3 separate regions of the Homo sapiens genome follow, and all the other regions are linked to region 3. Evidence: chromatin loops called from intact Hi-C (ENCODE). Cell type or tissue: heart right ventricle. All regions are shown on one strand. Each heading gives the region's core, and the rest is flanking DNA. Links, peaks and the distances in the headings are about the cores only.

Evidence for each region. A loop is a pair of places that touch in the nucleus more often than their neighbours do. Peaks named below come from ENCODE experiments on the same cell type or tissue, not always from the same donor. Only the 100,000 strongest peaks of a DNase experiment are listed, where the experiment ranks them.
Region 1: a loop joins it to region 3, with 1.8 times the contacts of the local background. A loop is called at or near these places in 37 of 110 quality-filtered maps.
Region 2: it touches region 3 in a loop (2.2-fold over the local background); 7 of 110 quality-filtered maps call a loop at or near these places.

Annotation. Positions count from the first base shown.
Region 1 is chr11:10,551,445-10,561,030 of GRCh38, reverse strand. LYVE1 (lymphatic vessel endothelial hyaluronan receptor 1) reads left to right here. Exons shown (of 6, transcript NM_006691.4): 4 at 231-536; 5 at 1,137-1,215; 6 at 1,734-4,065. The coding sequence ends at 1,920. All of the region lies in intron 1 of IRAG1-AS1 (IRAG1 antisense RNA 1), which reads right to left. Among named protein-coding and RNA genes, the nearest start is that of LYVE1, 12 kb to the left of the region's middle. In heart right ventricle, for the core only: no CTCF peak of the experiment used is centred there; no DNase peak of the experiment used is centred there.
Region 2 is chr11:10,577,287-10,587,533 of GRCh38, reverse strand. It overlaps IRAG1 (inositol 1,4,5-triphosphate receptor associated 1), which reads left to right. Exons shown (of 21, transcript NM_130385.4): 19 at 5,548-5,667; 20 at 6,945-7,079. The region is part of intron 1 of IRAG1-AS1 (IRAG1 antisense RNA 1); the gene reads right to left. Among named protein-coding and RNA genes, the nearest start is that of LYVE1, 14 kb to the right of the region's middle. In heart right ventricle, for the core only: no CTCF peak of the experiment used is centred there; a DNase peak (open chromatin) is centred at 5,793; H3K27ac peaks cover 3,056 bases.
Region 3 is chr11:10,649,465-10,659,711 of GRCh38, reverse strand. It overlaps IRAG1 (inositol 1,4,5-triphosphate receptor associated 1), which reads left to right. Exons shown (of 21, transcript NM_130385.4): 2 at 7,530-7,687. Among named protein-coding and RNA genes, the nearest start is that of IRAG1, 39 kb to the left of the region's middle. RefSeq lists a silencer at 1-290 and enhancers at 1-543, 1,912-2,061, 1,666-2,865. In heart right ventricle, for the core only: CTCF peaks have their summits at 5,041 and 5,240 (motif pointing right); no DNase peak of the experiment used is centred there; H3K27ac peaks cover 4,760 bases.

The sequences.
Region 1 (9,586 bases), core at 3,196-8,195, 99 kb after region 3:
CAGATGAGGCTGGCATGTTAGCAGGGGCCAAATCACAGAAGGCCTTGTAGGCCATACAACAAAGATAGCCACTGAAGGCTTCTAAGGAAGAAAGTGATATGGTTAGATTTGCTTTTTAAAGACCATTCCAGCTGCGGTATAAGGGGTTTGGAGGTAGTAAGACTAGAGGCAAGAAGAACAGTTAGGAGGCTGTTGCAATACTTTTATTCCATGTTTCCCTATCCCAACAGATACTTGGACTAACTCGTGCATTCCAGAAATTATCACCACCAAAGATCCCATATTCAACACTCAAACTGCAACACAAACAACAGAATTTATTGTCAGTGACAGTACCTACTCGGTGGCATCCCCTTACTCTACAATACCTGCCCCTACTACTACTCCTCCTGCTCCAGCTTCCACTTCTATTCCACGGAGAAAAAAATTGATTTGTGTCACAGAAGTTTTTATGGAAACTAGCACCATGTCTACAGAAACTGAACCATTTGTTGAAAATAAAGCAGCATTCAAGAATGAAGCTGCTGGGTTTGGAGGTAAATGGTTTCTGTGTCTATGTTACGTGTGTATGTATGTTCATGTATAACAGATAATTCATAGAATCCTGCCTGTCTTTAGATGAGGCGCTCAGGACCTGTCAAATACTAATAAAAGCTTAACACAAACTCAACTTTCATGAAGTCATAGAATCTGAGAGCTGTAAAGAACCTTAGTGATTAAGCTAAAAAGTGTAAGTATAAAAGAATTTCACTGTTGAAAACTCAAGACTTTTAAAAATAAATCACTATCTGTTCCTATGCATAAGTTCTTTTTAAAATATATACCCTAAAGGCCTATGACTTTATTCTAGTCATCTCTTTCTCAGGCAGGCTTGTTGACTAGAGTAGGTCTCAAGGCCATGGAGGAGAAATGAACTCTGTCATATTGCAACTGATAGAATTGAGAGTGTGAGAAGCAAGGCCAATGATTCTACAAGCATGAAGCAAAGAAGCTGGTGTGGGCCCAATATCATAAAGGGCTACAGAGAAGGTTTTTCTCCTGTACTGTCTACTGTCTCAATCACCTGGATCATGCAATGAGCATTACACACAATGTTTAAGTGAAGGACCAACAGGCCTTGTCTCTGTTCCTTGCAGGTGTCCCCACGGCTCTGCTAGTGCTTGCTCTCCTCTTCTTTGGTGCTGCAGCTGGTCTTGGATTTTGCTATGTCAAAAGGTAGGGTTGTTGGTGCACTGCTAGTCTTGTAATCTTTGTCATGTTTCTATCCTGTGCTTTTTCAGGGTCACTGTTGGCATTTTGCTGATCAAAATGGAGATAGCAGTCCTCTGATATAAATTTCTCCCTCATCTCATCTCTTTCCCTTCAGCCCAATCTTTTCTATTTCAGGACATGCATGTCGTCCAGCCATCAGTCAATGACTGTCCTTTGAAAATCAAGAAATTAAAAAAAATTGACATCTGGGGAAAATTTATATGCTTTATTTGATTTTTGGTTCTTTGTTTTTGTTGGAAGAGTTATGTGGTCAGCCTAAAGTCTGGCCTGCAAACATATTGTCCAATTTAAATGAATCCATTAAGGTGGTGATGTCTTAATGTATTAGAGCATGCATGTGCTGGCATCACTCTGAAATAAAGGTATCCAGTGTACTGTGCCAATATGTACCATGGCCAAAAAGTGTTATCTATCGTTATGTGTGAGAGTCTCTCACTTTAATTTCATGTTTCTGCCTAAAGGTATGTGAAGGCCTTCCCTTTTACAAACAAGAATCAGCAGAAGGAAATGATCGAAACCAAAGTAGTAAAGGAGGAGAAGGCCAATGATAGCAACCCTAATGAGGAATCAAAGAAAACTGATAAAAACCCAGAAGAGTCCAAGAGTCCAAGCAAAACTACCGTGCGATGCCTGGAAGCTGAAGTTTAGATGAGACAGAAATGAGGAGACACACCTGAGGCTGGTTTCTTTCATGCTCCTTACCCTGCCCCAGCTGGGGAAATCAAAAGGGCCAAAGAACCAAAGAAGAAAGTCCACCCTTGGTTCCTAACTGGAATCAGCTCAGGACTGCCATTGGACTATGGAGTGCACCAAAGAGAATGCCCTTCTCCTTATTGTAACCCTGTCTGGATCCTATCCTCCTACCTCCAAAGCTTCCCACGGCCTTTCTAGCCTGGCTATGTCCTAATAATATCCCACTGGGAGAAAGGAGTTTTGCAAAGTGCAAGGACCTAAAACATCTCATCAGTATCCAGTGGTAAAAAGGCCTCCTGGCTGTCTGAGGCTAGGTGGGTTGAAAGCCAAGGAGTCACTGAGACCAAGGCTTTCTCTACTGATTCCGCAGCTCAGACCCTTTCTTCAGCTCTGAAAGAGAAACACGTATCCCACCTGACATGTCCTTCTGAGCCCGGTAAGAGCAAAAGAATGGCAGAAAAGTTTAGCCCCTGAAAGCCATGGAGATTCTCATAACTTGAGACCTAATCTCTGTAAAGCTAAAATAAAGAAATAGAACAAGGCTGAGGATACGACAGTACACTGTCAGCAGGGACTGTAAACACAGACAGGGTCAAAGTGTTTTCTCTGAACACATTGAGTTGGAATCACTGTTTAGAACACACACACTTACTTTTTCTGGTCTCTACCACTGCTGATATTTTCTCTAGGAAATATACTTTTACAAGTAACAAAAATAAAAACTCTTATAAATTTCTATTTTTATCTGAGTTACAGAAATGATTACTAAGGAAGATTACTCAGTAATTTGTTTAAAAAGTAATAAAATTCAACAAACATTTGCTGAATAGCTACTATATGTCAAGTGCTGTGCAAGGTATTACACTCTGTAATTGAATATTATTCCTCAAAAAATTGCACATAGTAGAACGCTATCTGGGAAGCTATTTTTTTCAGTTTTGATATTTCTAGCTTATCTACTTCCAAACTAATTTTTATTTTTGCTGAGACTAATCTTATTCATTTTCTCTAATATGGCAACCATTATAACCTTAATTTATTATTAACATACCTAAGAAGTACATTGTTACCTCTATATACCAAAGCACATTTTAAAAGTGCCATTAACAAATGTATCACTAGCCCTCCTTTTTCCAACAAGAAGGGACTGAGAGATGCAGAAATATTTGTGACAAAAAATTAAAGCATTTAGAAAACTTCTTTGCTTTCTTATTTACGTAGATGCATTATACCTTTCATGTAAAATTAAAGTGAGGACCAGATCATATCATATTGTTTGCAAAAATAAAAGGGACAATGTTGGTTGTTAAAATACAAGCATATGTCAACCAAACAGCATATATCATATGGGGCTATTCATGCTCCAAACATTTTATTTTGAGTTGGCCAAGTACATACACATTAAACAGTCCTTTACTAGAGATGCTGGCCCTCCATTTCCATCCATTTCAGAATTCACCAGGGAGCCAGAGATCCAGGATGGCTCATTCGTCTCACTTTTGACCGCCCTGCTTCTCTAGTTTTCTCTTTCCCTCCCGCTTAGACTGCTAATTGTCTTCTTCCCCTCACCAGTGACCCCACAGCTCCGTGGTTCCTTCGGCCCAGATGCCACAACCTGCTGGCATAATCTTTTCCGGTTGGCCCACGGAGTATAATCTTAAAATTTGATTTCATTTCCAGGCATTAAAAATCAAGAGATTTCACATGGTTACATTTCTGGGTTCCCTCTAAAAATGGAAAGATCTGGAAGTAAAGAACCCATGTTCCCTCATAGCAATCATTATCTGATACTGAGTAGCAGCTGTCCCCTTTCAATGGGGTCTGCTCTTTTTGTTTCACCACAGTCCTCATGACTCTCTGTTGCACACTCATGCCAAAGTAAAGGTGCCCTTTCCTATGAACTTTGTAACACTGTGGCCTTTTCTTCACACCCAGCCCACGTCCCTCATATATATCACCTGCCTGCCCCAGTAGGTCTATGAGTTTGAAACTGGTTTGTCAGTCCTTAAGCTTTATCAGCTTCATCCATTTCTCAGGGAGTAAAGAAGAAAAGAGGGAAAGCGCCTAAGTAGTGATCTTCCCTCTGTGTGTTAGCTGAAAAAAAAAAAACAGATCTCCCACACCACATCTCCCATCTTGTGGGCATCTACTACATATTAGAATGCTACCACCTTCTCCTGTTAAACAGGTTTGTGCCGTATCCAGGAGGAGGAAGTGGGGAGGAGAAAACCCTGCCCAGCCACATAAAATCACTCAATAGCCCAAATATCATGTGCAAACATACTGATAAGAATGTAACTTCCATGATTATGGAAGGAAGGAAGGAAGGAAGGAAGGAAGGAAGGAAGGAAGGAAGGAAGGAAGGGTGGGCTGGCTGATTTATGGAGCATCTACTAAGTGACAGTCATTTTACATGTTGCCTCATTTAATCTCTACACTTTCCCTGAGAGGTGAGGATAATTACTGCCATTTTTATTAATTAGAAAACTGGATGTTTAGAGAAGTTAAATCACTTTCTGAGGTCACAGGTCTAGTTAAATGGTAAAGGTCAGAGTGACTGCAAAGCCCATGCTCCTTTCCCTACTCCACAGTGCTTCTCTTGCAAATGACAATATAGAAATGTAAACTATTCCAATATGCAAGCTTGAGATTGGACACTTAACACAAACAACAGGGGTGAAGTAAGGAAAACAACTTAGGACTCCTGTGTCAACTTCACAGAATCTATCTTAAATCCGTTGGCAATGACAAGGAGAAAAAGAGAACCACTAAAGAACTTTGAGAACTGCCTCCTCATTGATGTAGACACCAGCCTCAACAAAGACCTACCTGAGCCAGTTCATAGGGTCAGAAAATATAAGGCTCAGAAGGATCCAGAATAATTTCCTCTAAACCCTTCATTCACAGAGTAAATAAAATGAAGCTACCAATGTCACAGGTAGCTAAAGTTAGGGCTTGGTCTAGAAATCTCCTCCTTATTTAAATTTTCTTTATTCTCCACTGAACAAAGAGAAATTGGAAGAATGCAAGAGATCTCCCCACTTCAGACCTACAGTCCACCTCGCCACAGCCAGTCTTCAAAAGAGGCAGGTGGAGAGCCACGTGATGGCATTTTCAGCTGGTGCAAAGGATCTTCCCTGCCCTTTCAGAATGCCCCTTCTTCATGCCTGCCTCCCTGGCTCACACAGAATAAATCCACTCCTTTGAGCAAAGACACTCTATCCTGAGAAGGAGTCATCTGCAAAATTGTATGCTTTTATAAAGGCCAGGCCACCATCAAACATTAACATGCCAATATAGGTCCAATCAAGCAAAGCTGATTTCCAAGAATAGGAAGCTGGACTAACGCAGATGACTTGAGGCTCCACACAGGGCTTGCACACAACTGGAGTCTACAGATATCATTTGGCTTGAAAAGAATTGAATCATATTGATTTCTAGACAAGGATCCTAAATTGTATTGCCTCTAGACCTTCAGCTAGTACCTAAAGCAAAATCAATTGCTCTAGGGAAAAACAAGTTTGTAAGGACAATAATAACATGCAAGTAAATACGTTTTTACTAAGGAATGGGAGGGTCTCTCACACCAAAAAGAAAATGTTTTACTATTATGAATGGTGCCACAATAAACATACGTGTGCATGTGTCTTTATAGCAGCATGATTTATAATCTTTTGGGTATATACCCAGTAATGGGATGGCTGGGTCAAATGGTATTTCTAGTTGTAGATAGCAAAGAGTTGGAACCAACCCAAATGTCCGTCAATATAGACTGGATTAAGAAAATGTGGCACACAGGTACCATGGAATACTATGCAGCCATAAAAAAGGATGAGTTCATGTCCTTTGTAGGGACATGGATGAAGCTGGAAACCATCATTCTGAGCAAACTATCACAAGGACAGAAAACCAAACACCACATGTTCTCAGTCATAGGTGGGAATTGAACAATGAGAACACTTGGACACAGGGTAGGGAACATCACACACCGGGCCTGTCGTGGGGTGGGGGGAGGGGGGAGGGATAGCATTAGGACATATACCTAATGTAAATGACAAGTTAATGGGTGCAGCACACCAACATGGCACATGTATACATATGTAACAAACCTGCACATTGTGCACATGTACCCTAGAACTTAAAGTATAATAATAAAAAAAGACAAAAAATAAATATCATGCTTGAAAAAAAAAAAATTAAGCCTCTGTTTCAGAAAAACTCCCGAGCCTTGTTTTACCTCTGCTCTCACACCACCACAACAGTCATCAACTCAATAACAAAAGAACTCAATGACAAAAGGTAAGGGGGTTTTCCCCACACAACAAGCCGCAGACACCAGCTGGGTGTCCTCTAATTAAATTCTGACACTATCTACCTGGAGGTAGCGTCAGATCCCACAGGGTGAGGGCTCAGTCCCCAAAACTGCCTCCCACTCCACAGACACCAGTCACAAGACTGGGCCTCCAGAACTCCCGACAACCCGCTTTAAGTAGGGGTTCTCATGACCCCCTCTTTGGGTTCAATTAATTTGCTGGAGCTGCTCACAGAACTCAGAGTAACACATTTACAGGTTTGTTATAAATGTTGTTACGAAGGATACAGATGAAGAGATGCATAGGGCCAGGTAGGGAGGAAGGGGTGCAGAGATTCCATACCCGCGCCATCTTCCAGGAACCTCCATGTGTTCAGCCATCCGGAAGCTCTCCAAACCCTGTCCTTTTTGTTTTTTACATAGGCATGATTGACAACTGTGTAGAAATGTGATTGGACAAAAAGGGTATGACCTCATACTAATAGACTGAGTTGGGAAGCCCAGCAAGGCCTGCCTGTTCAGGTTCTCCTTGGCCTCTCTGTGCAGCTTTTCATCCTCCAGATTATGGGGCAGGACTCTGTCTGCAATGAGGGTCTTTTGACCCACAATCAGATTAGAGTCCTGCCTTGGAGCAGGTAAAAGGAGGACAGGAGAAGGTCAGAGAAAGAGATTCTGTTGGCCGGGCACGGTAGCTCATGCCTATAATCCTAGCACTTTGGGAGGCCGAGGCAGGCAGATTGCCTGAGCTCAGGAGTTCGAGACAAGCCTGGGCAACACGGTGAAACCCCGTCTCTACTAAAATACAAAAAAATTAGCCAGGCACGGTGGTGTGCACCTATAGTCCCAACTACTCGGGAGGCTGAGGCAGGAGAATTGCTTGAACCCAGGAGGCGGAGGTTGCAGTGAGCCAAGATCGTGCCACTGCACTCTAGCCTAGGTAACAGAGTGAGACTCCGTCTCCAAAAAAAAAAAAAAAAAGAGAGATTCTGTTTCCTGAGACCTGCTCCTGAGCCCTAAAGCACCTCAACATTGTAACAAAAGACTGTAACAAGGACTCTGGGAGTTATGAGCCAGGAACTGTGGATGAAAACCAATATATTAATATTTATATAATCGTAATATCATAGCCTCTAAACAGGAGGGAAAGCACTTCTTTGTTAGTTGGATTTTCTAGTTAAAATAAGTAAAATTTAGTGGGTTACTCCTGTAATAGTCTATATATAAGGTCAAGTTTGATCTAAGAGCATTTTTCGTAATACTAAAATCAAATAGGAATTCTCTCCTCTCTCTATGTTCCTCAGGAAATGCCCACATTTCCAAACGGTGCTGATGTGATTTAAGATTTCCTCCTTTAGCATCTAGAAGACTATTTGCTTTTTTAAAAAAAAAAACTTATTTCAGAATAAATTTACCAAAAAAATGTGAAAATAGTGCAAAGATTTCCCATACATCCACACCAGTTTCCCGTTATTAATATCTGATATTAGTATGGTGCATTTGTAACTTAATGAAACAATGCTGATATGCTATTATTAACTGAAGTCCATACTTTATTCTGATTTCCTTAGTTTTTACCTAATGTCCTTTTACTGTTCTAATAGCCTACCCAGCACACCACGTTACATTTAGTCATCACGTGTCCTCTTGGCTATGACAGCTTCTCTGACTTCTCTTGTTCTTGATAATTTTGTCAGTTCTGAGGAGTACTATTTGGGTATTATATAGGATAGCTCTCAGCTGGGATTTCTCTGATGTTTTCTTATGACTACACCGGAGCTGTATGTTTTGGGAAGGAAGACCACAGAAATACAGTGCCATTTTCATCATGTTATATCAACATGATCTATCACTGCTGATGTTCACCTTAAGCACCTGGCTGAGGTAGTGTTTGTCAGGTTTCTCCACTGTAAAGTTATTCTTCTCTATACCATATTCTTTGAAAAGATGTCACTATGCACAACCCACACCTAATTAGAAAGGAGTTATGCTCTGCTTCCTCAAAAGTGGAATATCTACATAAATTATTTGGGCTTTTCCTGTACAGGAGATTCATCTATTCCCCCTCATTAATTTATTTTTTAAATAATTTATTCATATCAGTATGGACTCAAGAATATTTTCTACTTTAGGTAATAATACAATACTATTTTATTTATGTTGTTGCTCAATTTTTTCGAAGACTGACTATTGGGACTATTGGGAGCTCTTTCCATTTGCTCCTGTATCCCTTTGACATATTCCCTTCTTCGTGTTTTTATTGGGCACTTCCCTACTTTCTGGCACTATAAGATGCTCCAGTGTCCTCTTATTTTGTATCTTTTTTTGTATCTTATTTTGCCCTGGTTCTAGAATCAACCATTTCTTCAATGAGCTCTTGCCCCCTCCTTTTCTTTAGAGAGAGAGAATATCATTTCTTTACCTTCCTGTCACATGACTTCCCCTGCACTCTTTGACCAGTCAATGACCTCCATACTCTGGCCCACTCCGAAACCCTTAAAAACCTTAGCCTCAAATTTTCTGAGGAGACAGATTTGAAGTTTCCTTCTGTCTCCTTGTTCAGCAGCCCTATCTATGATTAAACCTCTTTCTCTGCTGCAACCCCTGCGTCTTGGCATATTGACTTCCCATGCACATTGAGCAACAGACCTATTACAGTTGCATCTCCTGCTTCCCCACTTTTCTTATTATAGAGGAGACGGAAGCTTCCCTAGTGGACCCATTCAGAGATAATTGCTCTGGGAGGCATTCCTGGGGCTGAGACCAGAAATTATTTCTCCAGCCCTTCCAATAATTTTATAAGTACCTAATTTCCTGTCTTAAACTTTTTTTTGTTGTTTAAAATAGTTGGCAAGTTTTCTGTAAGGGAACAGTGAAATAAATGACACTGAGTGCATTTTACAATTTGACCTTGAATCCTCTTCTCAAATCTTATTCATTCCTGCAAGGATACTTCATGCTATGGCTACACAAATTCATTTACCATTCTAGAATTTAATCTGTACGATGCCCTCTCATTTTGCAACTGCCATTCCTTCTATTTTAATCACCTTCCTTTTCTTCCTAATTGTATGAGTTATCAATTGTTGAAAAGCAAATTATCTAAAAACTTCATGACTTTTACAGCATTTATTATCTAACATTGTTGTGGATCAGGAAACCAGGCATGGGTAACTGGGTCCCCTGCTTCGGGGTCTCTCACAAAGCTGCAATTCAACTGTCTTCCAGGGCTTAGTCATCTCAGGATTTGACTGGAATAGAATTAACTTTCAAGCTCACTCGCATGGTTGTTGACAGGATTAATTCCTTGTT
Region 2 (10,247 bases), core at 2,790-7,789, 72 kb after region 3:
ATTTGTACAGTAAGCAACTCCCCTTTGCTGATGGTATCTTGGAGTGAATTCCTCCCTCCCGCCACCCACCCCAATAAACTTGTGGCGGACCCCAGGTATCTAGAACTGAGTAACACGGAGTAAGGAAGCTTGGGTTCCCTGGGCTGGGCTTGTCAGAGGGAACCATGGCAGTGGGGGTGACTTGGAAATATTGCTGAGCCCAAGAAGATATGCCGATCACAAAGGATAGTAGCCACTTTCAAATATTGTTTACCATGTGGGAAAAGTTGAATCTAATATACCTGCCTGTCCAAAAATATATTTTGACTAAATAGTTCTTCACATTACTGAGAGCTGAGCACAATGACAAACATTTTTGACCTGGTGCACGTGTGAGAATAATGAGCCTCATTTTCATGAATCATCCCAGAAAGAAAGCACATAGGATTTCAGGCAGGGGACAGATGCCAAGATCCATGAGCCTTCGGGCCAGAAATCCCTAGGGTGGGCACAGGCTGTGCTCAGCTCCAGTTTATAGCCATGATTACAGATTCGTTTAGTCCAACCCAAACACTGGGTTCTCAGGAAATAACCATTTACAGAGAGGACTTGTGCCTTTTACAACATTCCTAGTAGGGACTGGATAAGTCATAGTGAAACCGATGCAACTTGACAGGCACTTAAAGGCACCTACTGTATGCCAGGCACTATTCTGACCCAAACACAGTCCTTCTTCCTGTGATGACAGTCATATGCAGGTATCTAAAACATACATCAATGCCTCCCTGTGAGTCATGCTGTCACAGAGGTGCGGTGGCAGCATAAAGGGAGAGAGAGGGCCAGGTGCGGTGGCTCATGCCTGTAACCCCAGCACTTTGGGAGGCCGAGGCAGGTGGATCACTTGAGGCCAGGAGTTCGAGACCAGCCTGGCCAACATGGTGAAACCCCATTTCTACTAAAAATGCAAATATTAGCCAGGCGTGATGGTGCACGCCTGTAATCTCAGCTACTTGGGAGGCTGAGGCAGGAGAATCGCTTGAACCTGGGAGGTGGAGGTTGCAGTGTGCCCAGATCATGCCACTGCACTCCAGCCTGAGTGACAGAGCGGGACCCTGTCTCAAGGAAAAAAAAAAAAAAAGGAGAGATCAACTTTAACCAGAGGGTGTGGGGGAGGGGAGAACACCAGCAAAGGTTTCACAGAGGAGAAGGCATTTGAGCTTAGTCTTAAAGATGCTTAGAGAGAAACTTCCAGATAGTTAGAGAAGATATTTAGGAAACTACAAGCTCAGTTTAGAGGTCAGGAGAGAACAGCAAACATTTTACATGTTGTGTTTCCCCCACTTGCCACCCTACCCACAACCCCTCCACTCCCCCCTACCCACCCTCCACACACACACACAGTAAACAAAGGCCCTCCCAGCCACTTACACTGTAGACAAGCAGCCTTGAAAAGAGGGGCAGCATGGAAGCCATGGTCCAGCCTGAGGGCAGGAAGGGCTTCACTCAGCAGAGTGAAAGGAAGAGACTTCTGTTGAAAGAAAGGCAGGGGGATTCATGGAGGGCTTCTATTGAAAGAAAGGTGGGGGTTCATGGAGGGCTTCTATTGAAAGAAAGGTGGGGGTTCATGGAAGGCTTCTATTGAAAGAAAAGCGGGGGTTCATGGAGGGCTGGAAAGTCCATCTTGACACACAGGTAGAAGACCAAGGTGAGAGTCCCAGCACCAATAACGTGAATTTAGGCAAGTCACTTAATCAACCTGAGCTTGGGTTTCTTATCTGTGAAATGGGATAATACCCCACCTAGGTGGCAGATAGTGCAGTCAGAAGAATGGGCACATATCAGACTGCACAGGGTAAAATTTGAGCTCTACCACACACTGGTTGTATGATCTTGGGCTGGTCCCGAGATCATACACATTCTCTCACTTGATCTTTCCAATGATAAGAAGAGCTAAAAGTTAACTTACTTATCAGGCTCTGTTCTAACATCTCATTTAAGGCTCACAAATGACCCAAGAAGGTATTACTGTTCTCTGTTTGACAGATATGAAATCACTTGAAATGCGATTCTCATGCCTCAGCCTACTTTTTGAGCCTTGGTTTCCTCATCTGTCAAACAGAGAACACTAATACCTTCTTGGGTCATTTGTGAGCCTTAAATGAGATGTTAGACCACAGCCTGATACATATAAGTTAATGTTTAGCTCTTCTTATCATTGGAAAGATCAAGTGAGAGAATGTATATGAGAGCCCTATAGGGGAGCTGAAATGAACAGAAGATCTGCATGTAAAAGAGTCGATGAAATGGGCTTCCTGGCCCTGCTAGGGAAAAGTTTTCCTCTCTAGAGATCAGTGACCCAAGGACAATGAGAGCTTTGTTTACAGTCACTTATCTGCAAAATTCTAAGGTGCATAATGTGTGATGACACACAATAGACATGCACCTGAGAAAGTTCCTAAAGCCATTTTATGAAAATGTAATGTTAATTTACCATACCTTAAATTAGTTCACATTTAGGGTTCCTCTGACTCTGAAGTGTCTCAGTAATATATAACAAGCTCTCCCTTGATGATATAAATAATTGCCTGGATTTTTTATGAGTCATATTTGGAGGTAGCTCAGATTGCTCCCAAAATGTACCAATACATTTACTATATAACAATAATAATAGCAGATATAATTTGTTGAGTGCCATATTCCAGAAAGTTTATTGACATTTCTTCATTAATTCTTACACCTCCACCATCAGGTATGTATTACTATCCCCATTGTACAGTTGAGGAATCTGAAGTTCAGGAAGATTAAATAATTTGCATGTTTTGGAGCTGGTATTTGAATCCAAGTTTGCCTCAGGCGAGTTCTTTTCCTTTATACTACACTGTCCTCCTTCACGCATGCTTAACATTAAGGAACCTCTAAGGCTGACAGTTGTATATAAATCAAAAGTCTGATACCAATATCTCATTTCATATATATATATATATATATATATATATATATATATATTTCATGAAAGAATTACTTTCCCTGCCCTTGGCTGTAGCTATGTTTTTCTCCTCTTGCTCCAGTCGTTTGGATAAATAGGAAACTGCACATTAGGCCAAGGTCACATGGAAGGGAGTGGATAATGTAATTTGCAAAAGGAGAAATGTTATGAACAGCTGGTATTTTTAGAGCGTTATCTTTCTTGTTCACAATGGGTTGTGGTTTCCAGCCTGACTAAATGTAAATTTTAAAAGGTCTGAGGAAAACTAAGAGATGGGAAACTGATGCCAAGAATGAGGAGAAGATACAAGGCTCACTCATAAACCCTGTCTGAGAGTTCAGGGAGGGTGGCAGCTGTGATCTTTCAGAGTCCTGGCTGGAAAGCTCTGCTCACAGTGTTGCCTTGTTGGAGGACTCCTCCATGACGACATTGCTCCCATTGGGAATCAGGACATGAAGGTGGGCTGCAGGATTTCTAGGGAAAGCATAGCCATCTGGATACTTCCTTTAAACTTGTGATCCCATACCTGCAATGATCTCCCAGCACCTCCCAGCCATCTTACCAAGATGTTCTAGTATGTCTGTTTTCCTTCTTTCTCATATAACTCTTTTACACCCCTCCTCTCTCCACAGACCTTCCTAGACCCCTCTACCTCTCACTCTCAGCAGATGACCTTGCCTTCCACTTTATAGAGAATACCTAAGCTACATTCCCATAGGAGCCCTCTCACTTTCCTTCACCAGATCTCCAGCCCAACAACTTCATCATCATCTTACCTTTGTTACAAACAAGGAGAGATTCTCTAGTTTTCCAAGGTCTGTCCCTATTTCCTTTTGCAAAGACTGAGTTCCTTCGGGCATCCCTTTCTCTCATCCTCTACTGGATCATTTCTACCTACATTCAAATGTGCATCCTCCCTTGACCTACTTCAGCTGCACACTCCCTCCAACACACCCCTCTACTCTCCTTCCTACTCGAATTGCTGTGTCTGTGGCTTCCCCTTTCCAACCTCCCCTTCTTTACTTTAAACCTGTGCTTGGCTCCCAACATTACACAGAGGCTCCTGTTGACCTCTGTATTATCAAATCTAATAGTCACCTTGTCTGCACGCTTCAAACTCAGAAGTGTGTGGCACTGTTTACTCTTCCGCCTTGATGAGCTCTTGTCTCCTGGCTCCCAAGACTCCACCTGCTCCTAGGTTTCCTCTTACCTCTCTGGCTGCTACTTCTCAGCCTTCTCTGAAGATGCCTTCTTTTCCACCTGAGACAAGTGTGGAGTTCCTCATGACTTGGTCCTGGGTCCTCCTCTTGTCTTTCTTCATATTATCTCCCTAAGCAATCTTGTCTATCCCCGTGGCTTTAAATAACATTTATGTTCTGATGACACCAAATGAATATCTCCAGCTAAAACTTCCCTGACTCACTTTGGTGAATTCAACTGTCTACTTGACATCTCCCTTTGGATACCTCACAGGCATTGCAAATGTCTCTTGTCCAAAAGTTAACTCCTGCCACACTGCCTCTTTTTAAGTTCTCAAACAACTCAGCACCTTTTGTGTCTCAGAGTCTTTACATAACCCGCATTCTCTTCCTGGAATGATCTCTCCTCTGCTTTTTTACTGAGTTTTGCTTTGTCATCCAGGCTGGAGTGCAGTGGTGCGATCTCAGCTCACTGCAACCTCTGCCTCCAGGCTCAAGCGATTCTCTTGCCTCAGCCTCCTGAGTACCTGGGATTACAGGTGTGTGCCACCACACCTGGCTAATTTTTGTATTTTTAGTAGAGATGGGGTTTCACCATGTTGGCCAGGCTGGTCTCGAACTCCTGATCTCAGGTGATCCGCCCGCCTTGGCCTCCCAAAGTGCTGGGATTACAAGCATGAGCCACCACACCCAACCCTCTCCTCTGCTATTAATACATCTGACTTCTCATCCTTCAGGCCTGTGCTTCAACTTCAGCACCTCAGAGAGGCCTTTTCTAACTATTCACTCTAAACACATTCTCTCCTTGTTATTTTCTGTCACTGTACAGAATTTCTTTCATAAAAGTTATTATTTGTAATTAATCACATATTTTTTCTTTCCTTTTTTGGGGCTTTTCCTTCTGCTAAGTTCCATGTTGGTAAAAACCATTTCTTTATTTTCTAATGTGCCCCCAGCACATTACAATGTGCCTGTGGCTTAGTCATGCTGAGTGGATATTTGAAAAGATGAGTGGGGGTCTTCAGGTGAAAGATAGACAACAGGAATGGAATGACCTTAAACGTGCTGGTCTGCCCCCATTTTCCTCATCTCAGCGCTGTAGATCACCCATTACAGCATCTCCTGGAATAAGAATAAACGCCAGTTTGGGAGCATGAGGAGAAGGGGAGCTGGTGAGGTATTTAATGGGCTGGGGAAAATTCATGGACTAGGACCTTTATAAAATCTTGTCTCAGGGTAGAAGGATTGGGAAAAAATCTGAAAGTTACTGAAAAAGCCTGAGTTTCCTCACTCCTAATCAGGAATCGGGCCAAAAACATGGTTTTGTTTTTAGGCCTCCACCTTTTTCTGAAATGATGCCCTGTACTTCCCTCTTCTCACTAGTGGAAAGACAAATGGGGACCCAGATTGTGAAGCCTCTGCTCCTGCGCTGACCCTGAGCTGCCTGGAGGAGCTTAGTCAGGAGACCAAGGCCAGGATGGAGGAAGAAGCCTACAGCAAGGGGTGAGTCAGACCTCAGCCACCCCAAGGGCACCTGGCAGTTCTCAGAAGATGCCTTCCCATGGGTCTTTCTTGTTTCTTAGAGGCTTTAGGGAAGTAACCAGTGGCCGCAGGACCTCCTTGCCACAGGAAGGAACTACATAGGAAAGAGCAAGACTGTTCCACAGGAAGGACAGGAGGAAGCAGGGTCAGAGGGTGTGGTTAGACAATAACAAGACTGCCCTCTTTTTAGGCAGAGAGCCACCAGAATGCCACCGCTCAGAATAGTCTGGAAATCAGGGGTCCTGGATGGGTTCCTCTTGGTGGTGCCTGAGGCTTCCTGACACGTGCTCAAAGCAGTCATGTTGCTGCCAGCAGTGCCCAGGAGCAGCTGCAGCTCTGCTCCCTAGAACTGCTTTGGTCACTCCTTCCTCCTATAAATGGAGTCTCTTCAACTTCGAACTGCCTCCTCCTCCATTTGAGCTTCAATAGCACCCATGGCCAGTTGTCAGCACTGGAGAGACCAAGTCCTGAGCAGGTACCAAGCCTCAAGGTAGAGAATCACCTCCAACCATGTATGGTGCCCTATGCGTCTCCTGTCTCCATAGCTCATGAGGAAGACATAGCTTCCCACTGGCACAGAACCCATGGGCTTCAGTGGTGGGTTTGCCCAGCCAAACTGCTAGTGTTAGACACTCAGCATAGGACAAGTGAACAGAGTATGTTTGGGGTAATATTGACCCTGGGGGAGAAAAACCACAAGGGTTTCTCTTTGAAAGCGTGCCTTTCTCACCCACCACTGTGCTCTATCCTTGGAATTTATGGGCATGAACTCCTTCATTGGTTTCGTAAACATTTACTGAGTACCTCTCTAGATCAAGCCATGTGCCTGGCACTTGCAAAAATCATTCCAACGCCCTGTGAAATGAGTGTCACCCTCTCTCTTTTACAGATGAGAGGCTGAAGCTCCACGGTCACATGGAGAACAAATACAATCTTAGCCCTACGGAATGTTTTGTGGGTTAAGAACCCAGTCAGGAGACCCTGCACCACATTTTTTCCCTGTCAGTTTTGTCACACTTTCACATAAACAGGAAGGATGACTGAGGAGTGAGGGGAAATGGTACTGGCGTGAGCTGCCTTAGGATTCAGTGGAGCTTCCCAGCTTTTTCCTGTTTTGTGGAACCATAGGAAGCACATAATTATTGGAGGTGCTGCTCAAGTCCCCTCCCCTAGGAACTCAGGAAAGGATGCACTGCATCTGCCCTTTCCAGACTCAACTGTTCCTTTTTGCCCCCCAGATTCCAAGAAGGTCTAAAGAAGACCAAAGAACTTCAAGACCTGAAGGAGGAGGAGGAAGAACAGAAGAGTGAGAGTCCTGAGGAACCTGAAGAGGTAGAAGAAACTGAGGAAGAGGAAAAGGGCCCAAGAAGCAGGTGGGAAGCCTGTGTTTGGAGTCCTTGCCGTTGCTGAAATGGGGGTTACAATTCATCTAATTTAAATGCACAAAATCCCTGGAAATGCCAGTCCAGGGCAGCAGTGAATCTGGGGCCCCAGTGAGTAGCCCAAGAAACCAAGAGGGCACACATGTTGGGAAGGAGGTAGAGGAAATCCCAAAGAGCCAAGATAGCTAGCAATGAGAAGTTTGCAAGAGCTTGAGAGGTCAGGGGCAGTCATGGGAAGGGAGGATGGCAATCAAGAGCTCCAGGAGCTAAGGAAGGGCGAAGGGCCCTGAATGGAGTCCCTCCCAGCCCAGCCATGGTTAGCTCATTTCCCAGATGAAATTATGGGTAGCCATCCCCATGAAGAGGCCCAAGACAAAGAGAGTTGACTCGAAGCCCTGGAGTGAGTTTCTTACAAGAACAGGGACAGGGAGGACACACGGAATAGAGGGCAAACTCAGCTCAGTGGCAAAGGTGAGTCTCCAGCAGGTGCCTACCATGCTGACCAATCAAGCTTGGTCTTCACTTTAGGTTGGAAATACTTGGGGTTTTCTTTTAAAATACTTCCTATTTCAAAGGTACTTTCCCCTAAGTTGGGGAAGGAGAATATAACATGTAGATAAAGAGAATATAGACCTGTATCTTGTCCCACTTGTGGTTCCTGCCTGGCCTTTAGGATGCAGAATCGTAGAAATGACCTAATTTAGTTCCAGGGCACTCCATGCAATGAAGTATTATAGGAATGAGGTCTCAGCCCCACCTGGCCTGAATTATCCCCTAGAAGTTCACGCTTAGGGATAGGATAAACTAGCACCCATAGATGAGGTGTTACTCTACCCCACAGATATAATAACCATGCCAACATTCTGGATTTTCAGGACAGCCCAATTTCATATATTCAGCTATGTTGTCTCTATTAGTATAGTTAAACCACAAGTCTTGAATTTTGATTTTTTAAAATGTAGTAATAGCCACCTTGGAAAACCTTCACCAAAATCTATTTTTAGACCCCTGGGATATCTTGGGGTCCAGGGCAGCTCCAGACAAAATATCTAATCAGCTGCTGAAATATTATCTAATCTGGGTATGTATCTGTGCCTCATTGCTGGAAAACTCTGGAAACCACATGCATGCAACAAATAGGTAATGAAGTGAAGATTAGAAGCAAAATGGATAGGCACACAGGAGCTATCAATAGAGCCCAGTTGGTGGAGAATTCAACTAAAGTCAGAGGTCTCAGCCCATGCTGGTCGACCCCATTGTTCAGGGGAAGAGCCGTTAGGAGAACTGGAGAAATGCTTCTCCACTGAAAACAAATCACACACTGTCTCCCCAGTGAAAGAACCTCCAAGTTTAACAATTAAAGTGCAATCCCTACTCCAAGCAACCAGATCCTGTTCTCCTTAGGCCTCATCTCCCTCCTGAGGGTTCTCTGCTGATATTTCTCAGTCCACCACATTGCCTTCCTCCCCTTTAATGCAGTCAAGCAAAGCCCTAGACAAAAAGCCTTTCCTCTGGCACCCGTGAATACAGCAGAGACAGACTGGAACTTCTAACACTTCCAAACACTGAGAAAGAACAAAAGAGAAATAAACAGAGAGAGAGTACATGGAATATAAACAGTCTGGTTTGCAAAGCAAGGGGCTCAATGTCTTATCTAGCTAATTCAATCTCAGGCAATTGTCAGCTCCCTCCCATTTCATGAAACCCCAGGGGAAGTAAGGCTTAGCTTGGTTCCTTTCTGTCCAGCTCCTGGTCATCAGTGAGTGGCAATGGTGCCTGTAACATTTATCATGCACCTGCTCTCAAACATGATTTCTTCCCTGAAATGTTGGTGCCTCACTAACAAGCAAGGTTTGAGGTTATTAAGAGTTCCATGTCCTACTTATTGCATTTTTAAAACACTGGGTTCAGCCCAGCTGCTGATCGCTTAAGAGATTCAACATCACACATTAAAGTATTTTTGTCTGAGTCACGTATCTGTTATATATAACAATTATGTTACAAATATTGCTCTCTTGAGGATCAGTTTAAATAAACTTTGGGTAAACCCCAATATTTTAACCATATTAAAACAGAAAGCACAGTCTTCTGACATTGAACAAGTGAGACTCATAAGGGACAAGATAAAACTTTTGTCTTTTCTCCTAACGGCTGTTCAAACCAGTTCTATGGGGTTAAGAGGACATTTAGGTTCCTTTACTTTTCCAATAACTCTCAGGAAACAGAAGTTTACTTATTATAACCAAAAATTGACTTCTAAAGAAATTCTATTTCTAATCTATTTCTAAACTCTTTTATAGGCCAGGCATGGGTGACCAGCTAAGGTCACACAGACAGATCTTGGTCTCTTCCTCCAGAGCCACACTTAAGAGTGGGGTTAGAGTAGGGAGAAGCCACTCTGGCACCTTGTTTTGGAGGATGGAAATACAGCCCCAAAGGCTCCATTTTAGCATCCAACTCTGTCTAAATAGAATCTAGAGAATCTACAAAGGGCTGAGAGAAAATAACCTTCTACTTCTAAACCCTGCCTTCCCAACAGTTGTGAAAATAGTCAATGATTTTCAAATCAGCGAATGTGTTCACTTTCGTGCTTTCCTTAATTGTGACTGAAATGATCTGATGGGGTTCCCGCATGGAACGGAAACCTGTCAATGTTCTCTGTGGCCCTAGCATCCAAGGCAGGCATTCTGAGCATCTGGTCCCTTTCTAAGGAGGGCATTTATTGAGTCTGTCAATCCTTTGTTAGTCATGCATTTTCTGCTACCTCAAAATTTGAGCTCTCCGCTTCTCAGCCAATGGCTTGGTCATTGCTGTGTGTGTATGAGCCTCAGGATCTTCAGAAAGCACTTCTATCACTTTCCCCACCTCCTTGGTTCAGGAATCCTCAGTATTCTCATTTTTCATATTATTTTTTAAATTGGGTTAGAGGTTAAAAACATCAGGAAATCCTGGCTTAATGAAGGGGCTCAGGGCTTCTTCAGAGAGCTCTAGAATGAACTTGTCAAAGCAGGCCATCTGCCCGGTGTCTTTTTACCACACCACAGAGAGAGAGAGAGGACAAAATGAAAGACAGTTGGGAAGGAATCAAGAGGGAAAAGGGGCAAAAATGGAGAGGAAGAGAGAGATGAAAGGGATAGAGAAAGAAGTGTGGAGAGAGTG
Region 3 (10,247 bases), core at 2,539-7,538:
AAAGAATTCCTGAAGTGAACAAGCTGGAAAGGAAACCTGGGGAGATGTTTAGGCTTATTTCCTGTCATTGGTCTGAGCAGGTGCTGGCTCCTTCCCAGGGCACCCCCAGCCAACAAAGCCTATACGAGCTCCACAGGAGCGGAGAGCAGGGCTGGAGAAAATCGGGCCCTAAGAAGGTTTCCCACAGAGGTGCAAACCCCAGGATTGTCGGGGTTCTCAGGGCCAGCCTCCCGAAACGTGACTTTGTTTAGGGGACACAGTCTTGGGGGAAGTGACTTCCACTTCCTCATCCTCCCTTTTCTGTTGCCACCGAGGCTTTCTCCCTGCATCTCCGCCCTTCACCATTCCTGCTCCTGCACAATTCCCTTCAATCTAGATCCACTTTCAGGAGAGAATCCTGGGGCTTCCACCACACACTGGGGGGTGGCTGTACCCCCTTCAGTCACTCACTTACCCACTTGTTCAGCACAGCACAAATACCTACTTGGCCAGACACTGTGGCTGGCTCTCTTCCAGGAGGGATTCCACACTAGGCCTCATGTCTCACCTGTGGAACAAAAACCTCTGTTTTGGGGGAGTCATCATGAGTACAGGGATAGTGGAAAGAACTGGGGCTTTGAAACCAGACCAACCTGGGACTGAGCACAGCCCAGACCTGGGACTAAGCACAGCACAGATCTGGGGCAAGCACAGCACAGACCTGGGACTGAGCACAGCACAGACGTTGGGCAGCCACAGCACAGACCTTGGGCAGCCATAGCACAGACCTGGGACTGAGCACAGCACAGACATGGGGTGAGCACAGCACAGACATGGGGTAACCACAGCACAGACCTAGGACTGAGCACGGCACAGACATGGGGTGAGCACAGCACAGACATGGGGTAACCACAGCACAGACCTAGGACTGAGCACAGCACAGACACGGGGCAAGCACAGCACGGACCTGGGACTGACCACAGCACGGACCTGGGACTGACCACAGCACTGACCTGGGACTGACCACAGCACAGACCTGGGACTGACCACAGCACGGACCTGGGACTGAGCACAGCACAGACATGGGGCAAGCCCAGCACAGACCTGGGACTGTCCACAGCAAAGACCAGGACTGAGTCTCTTTTACTTGCAGGAGACAAATCTGGGAGCTCTGAGCCACTAGGATGAACACCAGAGTCTCTCTGAGCCTTGGCTTGGTTTTGTTGATGCTGTGCATGCTTAGAGAACTCAGCTGCCCTGTTTGGAGAATGGCGAGGGCACTGAGTGGACTCTATGTACCAGCACCTTGCATGTATTTCCTGATTTAATCGTTACAACAACGCTAAAAGGTGGGTGCTATTACCTCCATTTTCAAATGAGGGAACTGAGGCCAGGGGAGATTTATCCAGCAAGGGAGAGGCAGAGGAAGGATTAGAACGGAATCTGCCAAGCAACAAAGCCCCGTGAGCAGGCCAAGGTTAGGAAGCAGGATGGGGCTTTCCCAAGGCAGGCTTCCCATCCGGCTCACTTGTGGAGTCGCGGAACCCAGCTCTGCAGTTGGCCAGGCCCAGGGGACCCCCAGAGGCACCTCCCAGCACTTTCAGCAGATCTCCTGTGGGGAGCATCCTCTCTCCTGCGAGAGTGACCATGAGAGCATGAGAGCAAGAACAATGACGAGTCACTGCCGAAGGACGCCTGCTTTCACAGCACAGACACAATGGCTTACCCTTTACTATGAGCAAAACCGTCAAAATGAAAAGTCAGAAAGCTGCCACATGCAGCCGGGCTCGGGGCATGGGTGCTCTGGGGACTTTTCTGACTCTGCCCCTCACTCATAGATGTGGCCTTGGTCACATGCCTGCCCCTCTGGGCCTCGGTTCCCCATTGGTAAAAATGGGTGCAGGGGTAAGACTGGTGAGTTCTCAGTGTCCCTCCATCACCCTCTGGATTTGCAGAAGGGCTAAGAGAGCTCCACGTGCAGTCACCCCCAACAATTCCCCCCATCAGTTGTCCATCTAGAGATAGACCCGTGGTATTAATAGCAACCTAATCTCTTTCACATTCTTTGTGCTGCTAAAATGAAAGCAAAAATTCAAAGCTGGAAGAACAAAAAAACTCCCTTCTGAGAATACTGAGTCACTCCAGAAAGGTCAGTGGAGGCTAGGTTAACCCATGGTTTCCCGAAAGGGCTTCTTGGCTCTTCCCTCAATGCTCAAAGATTCACAGAGAGAATCTGAGAGCCGCTTAGCTTACGGGCTGTGCTCCTGGGATACTGTGGTTTCAGAGAGGAGTTTGGTCTCTCCTAGGCAGGTTGCAAGGCTCTGGGAGAGGCATCTTTGGCGCCATGATGAGAGGCTGCTGCTGCCTGCCGAGAACAGGCTTGGCCCTGCAAGGAAGGGGAGCATCAGACCCAGATTCGGTGAATTCCCAGCACTGCCATTCATGAGCGATGACATTGGGCAAGTCTCTGGGCCTCTGTTTCCTCATCTGTAACATGGGTCTAACTTTAATGTTAATAATAATAGTACTTACTCTCCCCATCTCACAGGGCTGCTGACAGCACTGAAAGAGATAGTCTCTGTAAATTCTGTTCCTGAACCGTGCGTCCCGATGATGGCTCTATACTTTCTGGGATACAGTAAGGCCTTTGAAGCCTACAAGGCAGGGCCGGCCTCCGCGTCCTCCACCTGCTGCTACCACCTACCAGAGGACATGCAGGCTCAACTGTAGGCCACTCTTTAGCCCTCATAAGACCCCGGCCCGACAACCGAAGTGTAGGTCCTGTTTCCTCCCCTCTGCCTCCCACCATCCTTAGCCTCACTGGGAGTACTCACTCCAGCCCTCCCCTGGGAGGCAGGGCCCCCGTGCTAGTCTTTTCTGCCACACTCAAGCAGAACTCCTGGTGAAGAAGCCAGAGTGGAAGAGAGGAAAGATGGCGGGCCTAGGAGTCAGACTAGCCTGGATTATAGCCCTTCACCAGCTACTTACTAGCTGTGTGATCTTGAGCAGGTTGCGGAACCTCTCTGAGCCCTAGATCCTTAATATATTAAATGGAAATAATAAAACCTATCTCATGGGGGTTAAAGAAAATAGCACTTGAAATACATTTAGCATAGTGTCCGATGCTCAGTAGGCGACTTAGAAGTAGCTGAAGAATGAAAGCATGAACAAAAGCATATTAGTTTGTTTTCTTTCATGAGCAGGGGCAGATAAAATATTTAAATATGGTTTAGGAACTTCTAGCCTCTTCAGTTGCACAAATTACTGGATAGTTATCCCAGCAGAGTCTCTTGGAAGATTTGCACCAGATACAAGGGTAGCTGAACCAGTCAAGTTGTTTCCGTTTCTGCACCTCAGTTTCCCGGCCTGTAAAATGGGCCAGGTTCTAGTTAGGCACTAGCTGGAGGCAGAATGAGTAGAGTCATAAAAGCTGATTAGCTCTTGGCACTGGCCTACCTAACCCTTTCCGAACCAGACTGGAGAGGCAGCAAGAAGGGCCCTGAAAATGGGTTAAAGAAGGAACAGCTTGGAGACCAAACATTACTAAATATTTTTTCCTTTTATGGGTTGGTGCTCTAGATCAGCACTTCCTGGAGATTATATTCTAAACTTTGCAGTGATGGATGTGAGGTCCGTGTGCCCACAAGCTCCAGCAGAACCCAGATGTCACCCTGGGGCAGGGACTCTCCTTTTACCTTGCTATTTTAAGCAGCGAGTTTATAATAATGGATGGGAGAGACAGCAAACAGGGCAGGAGCAGCGTGGGAATGGCCCCTGCAGGCAGGGCTGCTGGGGCTCCCCTGAGGAGCCTGGGGTTCCATCTTGTCAAGAGTGGGGCCTCAGCAAGCATCCACTCTACTTTTATGTTGTGGCAGCTGACATCTGACTTAACTCATTTGTTCTATTCTGCTTTCTGTCACAGGGACTGACTTAAGCTCTTTTTGGAAGAGAGGGAGGTGGAGGAAGAAAGTAGAGGGTTAAAAAATGAGGTATTTCTCATGAGACTTCAGACCATAATCCCAGAGTCCTGGGATGGAATCGTCAGGTCTTTCAGTTTGTTGTAGCTAAAAAGAGTCCAGGATTTCAGGGACTCCCAGGGTTAGAAAAGGCCCCTGAAGTGGTTAGGAATCCTGTGACCCTTGTCCCAGGCTTTACGAGAACGCTCCAAGGAATGGGGACTCACTACCTTAAAGAACAGCCTGTTTCATCTTCAGGTGGTTCCAACCACTAGAAGGTCGTCCCTTGCCTTCATCTGACCTTTCAGTCATTAGTTATGACATCTATTCTTTGGGAACAGTAAAACCACATGAATGCTTTCCAAACATCTGAGAAGAGATTTTTATTTCTCCCTGCACTTCCTCTTCTCCGGGCTAAAGTTCTCTAGTTCTTTAAACACAAATTTTTGTTCTCCTTGCTTCCTGCTTCCCAGGTTCAAAACATGTCCCAATTTGTCTAAATCCTTCTTAACAGGCAGAGCACAATATACTTTGTGTAGATTAAGACAAAAGAAAAGTGGAATAGTCACCTCCCATGTTTTAGAAACCATGCCCCTGTTAAGACAGCCTGGACCTGTACATACGTCACACATAATTTTAAAAGGTTTCCTATGAGATGTAGCCAACTTCCTTTAGTAGAATCAGGGTTTGTGGCTAGTCTTTTGCTACCCTCAACCCCTGTTACCAAATACTTTACCCAGCACCACTGATGCCACTGCTGCTGAAATCCAAGTAAAGATGATAGAAATTAATCACAGAGCTCACCTTTGGGTGAACCTGATGCTCAGTTTATTCATACAGTAAGAATTTGGCATGGAAGACACAGACAGCATGCCCTGGCCCCGTAGTTCTCATTCCCAAGAGCCAGGTGAAGTCTGTCCAATGTGGCTTCTCCCCATCCTGTCTTATCTTCCCCACTAGACACCCAGCTAATCTGTTCCAAGAAATTCCACTCAGCATTTGTGTTCACGGCTCAGCTCAAACATTTGTAATGTGAAATATTTGCTAAAATCATGTCCCACCATCCCAGTTCCCACAGGTAACCCTTTTCTGGGGTCCTGCAACTTCTCACTTTCAAAATATTTACCCCATTATACTGTTCTCCAGCGTCTCCTACCACTGGGCTCTATGTTCCTTGAAGGCCAAGATTATCTTTATGTCACCAGCCCCTTGCACAGGCCTGGTAGAGTAGGTGTAAAATTTTGGCAGTGAAAGAATGAATGACTCTATGGATGGTCTACTTGAGATTTCTTGAGGTGACCAGTAGGGGTCACCCTAACTGTTCCAGAGCTGTGTGGGCTAACTTGTTCATTGCAGAGAAAGACAGCAATCAAGATGGTGGTCACCTTGACCAATCCTGGGGCTAAAAGTCCCTAGTTCTTTAAACATAAATCAACAATCATTCTTTGCTGAATCTTTTGGGTACCTAGGATGAATCTGACACCTTGCCTAGCTCAAGGAGCTCAGTCCAGGAGTCTAGAGGTATGTGTGTTGGCTGGGGGGTCTGTCAGAGCTGGGCTGATGGCAGCTCAGGCCTTTTCTCCAGTGCCCTGACTCTAGGGGCTTTCCGAGCCCTTTCTGAAGGACAGGAAGAACACCAAGTATTATGGGAGGTGGCAGGGCTTTCCGGTTCTTCCTCCTACAGCCTCCAGCAGTCAGCAGTACCTTCCAGAGGACCTGGAACACAGTTGGTGCTCAGTAAATGACAGTGTCCTTCATCTCCACCCCCACCCACCATGTCCCATCAGCCAAAGGTCACCTCACTATGTTATCTGCATGGTGGTCTTAATCTACTGTGCAGTGGAGCAGCTCCTTCAGGGAATCTCTAAAAGTTGCAGAACCAGGCCAGTTGTTAGTTCTATAGATTCCTGAAGGTATTGCCCACCCCACTAATAAAAGAAGGAGGGAGTTTAAGGATGGGGAGAGGCCAGGCAGAGCCCTTGGAGCTTCGGCCAAGCTTCCTGGGCTGCAGACCCCCGTGCAGGTGGCCTCTGTGGGAACTACTGTGAACTGAGTGTGTTTCATCCTTGGAGCATCCTGCTTGGGAGGCATTCTTATCTGTTTTGACAAGAAAACTGGGACTCAGAGATGAAGCCTACTTTCCAAGGCCACATAGCCAGTGAGTGGCAAAGTGAGGACTCACACCGAGATATCTGGTTCCAAAGCCTGTGTTCTTTCTACATTGCTATCCTGCCTTTCCCTATGGAAACCTGGCATTGCTAGTCTCCTCTTCTAAGAGGAAGCAGAGGAGCTAGACCCATTGGCTCAGGTCTGTTGGCAGGATCATACTCCTAGGCATCTTGACAGACAAGAAGCACGAAAGAGTAGTGGAGCATGTTTTCAGTTACAAGGAACAAAAACCCAACACAAAGTGATTTCAACACCAAGAGGCTTAATTGTTCATGTAACCAGCTAGTCCAGAAAGTGTTCAGGCTTCAGGCACACTTTAATCAGGGCTCCAGTTCTGTTTCTCTGCAGGTCCCTTCGCTCTGCCCTCCTCTGTGTGTATCATTTAGATTCTGTCTGGCTTTCCTCATGGAAGCAAAATAGTGTCCGTAGCACCAGGTCTCATATCTTCACACTCCACCACTCAGAGCAGGAGAAAGCATCTGGTCCTAGAACACCACTTTAAGCTCATCGATGTAGGCTGGGTCCATTGTCTATCCCTGAGCCAGTCACTGTGGGAGGTGGATGAGATTATGCTGATTGCAGTCCCAATCAGCACTGGGACCCCAGTGCCCCCAGGCTGCTGCACCATGGGGAAGGGATAGCCTGGCTTCTGGGAGTCAATCTAAGGTTGCCAGGGGTGGGCACAGGGCACATGGAATTCACCCTGCCTGAGCCCCCAGGTTTTAGTAGGGCTGGTGTAGTCCCCATAAGGGCTGAACTCAAATGAGAGAGCCTGTGCTGAGGGTCAGAAGAGCATGAGGGGAGGTGTCAGGGAGGAAGTCAGGAAACAGCACCTCTTACTCCCCATCCACATGGCTGAGGAACACTGTGTAGTATAGCAGAAAAAGCCCCAGCCTCAAAATCAGGAAGATCTGGGTTCAAATTATTGGTTCTCTGTATGATTTGGGGCAAGTGACTTTCACTCTCTGGGGCGGTTCTCTCATCTGTAAAATGGGAATATTAATGCCTACATCAGAGGTCATCTTGAGGATTCAATCAGATGATGGTGATGCTCCTAGGACAGGGCCTGGCACCCAGTAGGTGCTCAGTAAGTGGTAAACAACTGCCAATGTGATCTCAATGGAGTATCTTCCATTAGCTACAGCTTTGAGGAGTTCGAAGCACATTTCTCCCTTCTGGGATAGCTGTGTTTACTGTAAAGACCAAATTAGATGCAAAATCTCTAAGGTCACCTCTGACTTTGTAAACAAAGCCAGAGAGCCGGAGGAAATGAAATTCCAAATGCCCTCTCCTAGCCTGGTTTGACCTCCGGTGTTGATGCAAACTCAAGCCGGCTCTCACTGTGGCTTGTGGCTCCGGGAAATGGAACCCAGCTTGGGACAGGGATGGGAATGGATTTGACTTGTCCTTTTGGCATCTCCCCAGCCTGTGGAGCCCAGGCCTCTTGGAGCATCTTTGGGGCTGACGCAGCGGAGGTTCCGGGCACACGTGGCCACTCCCAGCAGGAGGCTGCCATGCCCCACATTCCCGAGGACGAGGAGCCCCCCGGAGAGCCACAGGCAGCCCAGAGCCCTGCCGGCCAAGTAAGTGCCCCCTCCCTGCCCTCAGCTAGCCTGGCTGGGGGCCAAGCCAAGCACCCTGGGCTGAGGCCACAGCTTTTAGGCTGGCCAGAGGGTTTGCTGACAGCTCATGTAGGTTGCAGTGGGTACCTGGAGAAGGTGTGTGGCTTCCATACTGAGGAATCAATTACTCTGAGTTGGTTTGAATTGACCGAGGCCCCAAATATTCTGGGTATAGAACCAACCATCTAGGCTGTGTCTGACTGAGGCCTCAGAAGTCAAACCACAAACCATGCAGGCTCCCTCTGAAACCGGAGAAGGACTTATATGAGAACCATTAGCACTGAGAACCTCTTATGTCAGGTGAGTGGGCACGAGAAAAGGCCACTTAAAGTGAATCCACTTAAAATGGAGATCAAAATTGTATAGTAAATAGCAAAAAAGGTTTTCAGTGAAATTTTATTATAGAAAGGAAATGATGAAAGCAGATTAATTTAAAGAGACATCAAGATTTTTATTGTACAAATGAGGCATTCAAAACAAGCTATTTTTAGCTATACAGATTACAAAATATAGGTTATGTGCTAATTTTCAGATTGAAGAAAGAATAAAATGTTGATTTTGGTGTGGGTATATTTATTTATTATACCAGCAAAGTGATCTGTTCACATAGTAACTCGCTCTTCACATTTTACTTTACAGCACCTAATTAAGAGTCTACGTCTGTTTAATACTTAAGGGCTTCATCCATTTCCCCAAGGATCTCTTTCAGTCCCTCGATATTCAAATTATTCCCTTTTGAAGAACCTATTTGAGCATCATCCTCGTCGTATTTTCTTCACTTAATTGATAAGCTCTATCTGATCTCCTTGGTCAAAGACCTTGCATGTAAAATTCTCCATCACTGTTTTCTTTGACTTCATGAACTTTGCAGTTGATTTGCATTGAAATGGTATTGTCCTGTTATATCGGACAGTCATCCAAACTGACCTGAGCCAGGTGGGATAGACGCTTTTTAAGTGAGGGAAGAATCTATAAGTGGAGCATTATTTTTACAAAAGGGCAGATTCTTAGTGAGTATTTTCATGTTATGATGGCATTTGTTTTCTGACACATTACGACTCTGGGAACTTAGATAGTAAACACTTAGAAAAGAATGGCCCTTTGTATCTGCATATCCCAAGCTCATCGGATTAAGATGTTGCAGAACTTGGCAGCCTTAGGGGTGAGGGGGTTGTCCTTCCCTTGAATGTCTAAGTGACAGTGGGCCAACCCCCTAGCCCTTCAGCCTCAGGCAGCCCAGCCCAGGGTTTTATCAAGTCCAGGCCCCCATTCTGGGAAATAGTGGGTCCTGCTGCTGAGGGTGCCAAGTTCCAAAAGCTTGGGGATTAAGGAAAGGAGAGACAAAACACTCACAACTGCATTCAAATGCGACTGCTTCCAGACCCTCAGGCCATGACTTTCTTGGCCTCTGTCTCCTTAGCATCCCTATTTCCTCGCCCTGGACTCCTCTGAAAATGGCCATCCCTGGCCCCTTCTACTTTACTAACAATGGTAGTACCCTTGAATCAGATTCTCAGGCAAAATGTAGCTCTTAAATCCTGGGCAACTCCCCCAAACAGCTGCCCCAAGACTAAAAGCATTCCTAAAATATAAGATAATAAAAGATCAGCAAAGATGCACCCCTGCTGTCAGTGAAGACAGGCTTTTATATTAAATTCTTCCTGCTTACAATGCTTTATAATTAAAAGTTCTTTCAGAGTATATCCTCAGGAAACATAAAACAAGACAACATAGACACCTGTCACTTAGACATTCAAGGGAAGGGCATCTCCCCACCCACAAGACTGCCAAGTTCTACAACATCTTGATCCCATGGGTTTGGGATATGGAGATCCAAAGGGCCATTCTTTTTAAAGTGTTTGTTACTTAAGTTCCCAGAGTTGTAATGTGTAAGAAAACAAATGTAATCATAACATGAGAATATTCACTAAGAATCTACCCATTTGTAAAAATAATGTTCACTCATGCATTCTTCCCTCATGGGTCCTTCTGCTGGGCCCCAATAATGCAGAAGCTATCAGTACCTGCAAACATTCTCTCTATAGTCTTGATTTCCCATGGGCACAGAGAGAATCATGGCACTTGAAGGGCCTTCAGAGACCATCCGTTATTTAATAAGAGTCTGGTTCTGGCTCAGGGTCACAGGGAGACTGAACTTGTGGGGAACTGGAATTTGGAGCTCCCACTAGCCAATCAGGGATCGCTTACTCTCAACTTTGTGGCAGGCAAGCTCATGGAACCCTCCCCCCATTGTGGCAACCTCTAGAAATTCATCATGCCAACCTAATGGCACTGTACCTATATGCATTTTGAAGCTGTGATGGTTAGGAAGGCCAGCAGGAATTCAGGGGAGCCGGGAGCCGAGAAGCCCAGGTCCTATCAGGGAGGATACCTAGCACAGGATTTAAGAATGTAAACTGTGCAGTCATACCAAGCTGGGCTTCAATCCCAGCTCCTCTACATTCTGGTCAAGAGACCTTGTCTTGGCCAAGAAACTTTGAGACCAAGTCTGTTAACTTTG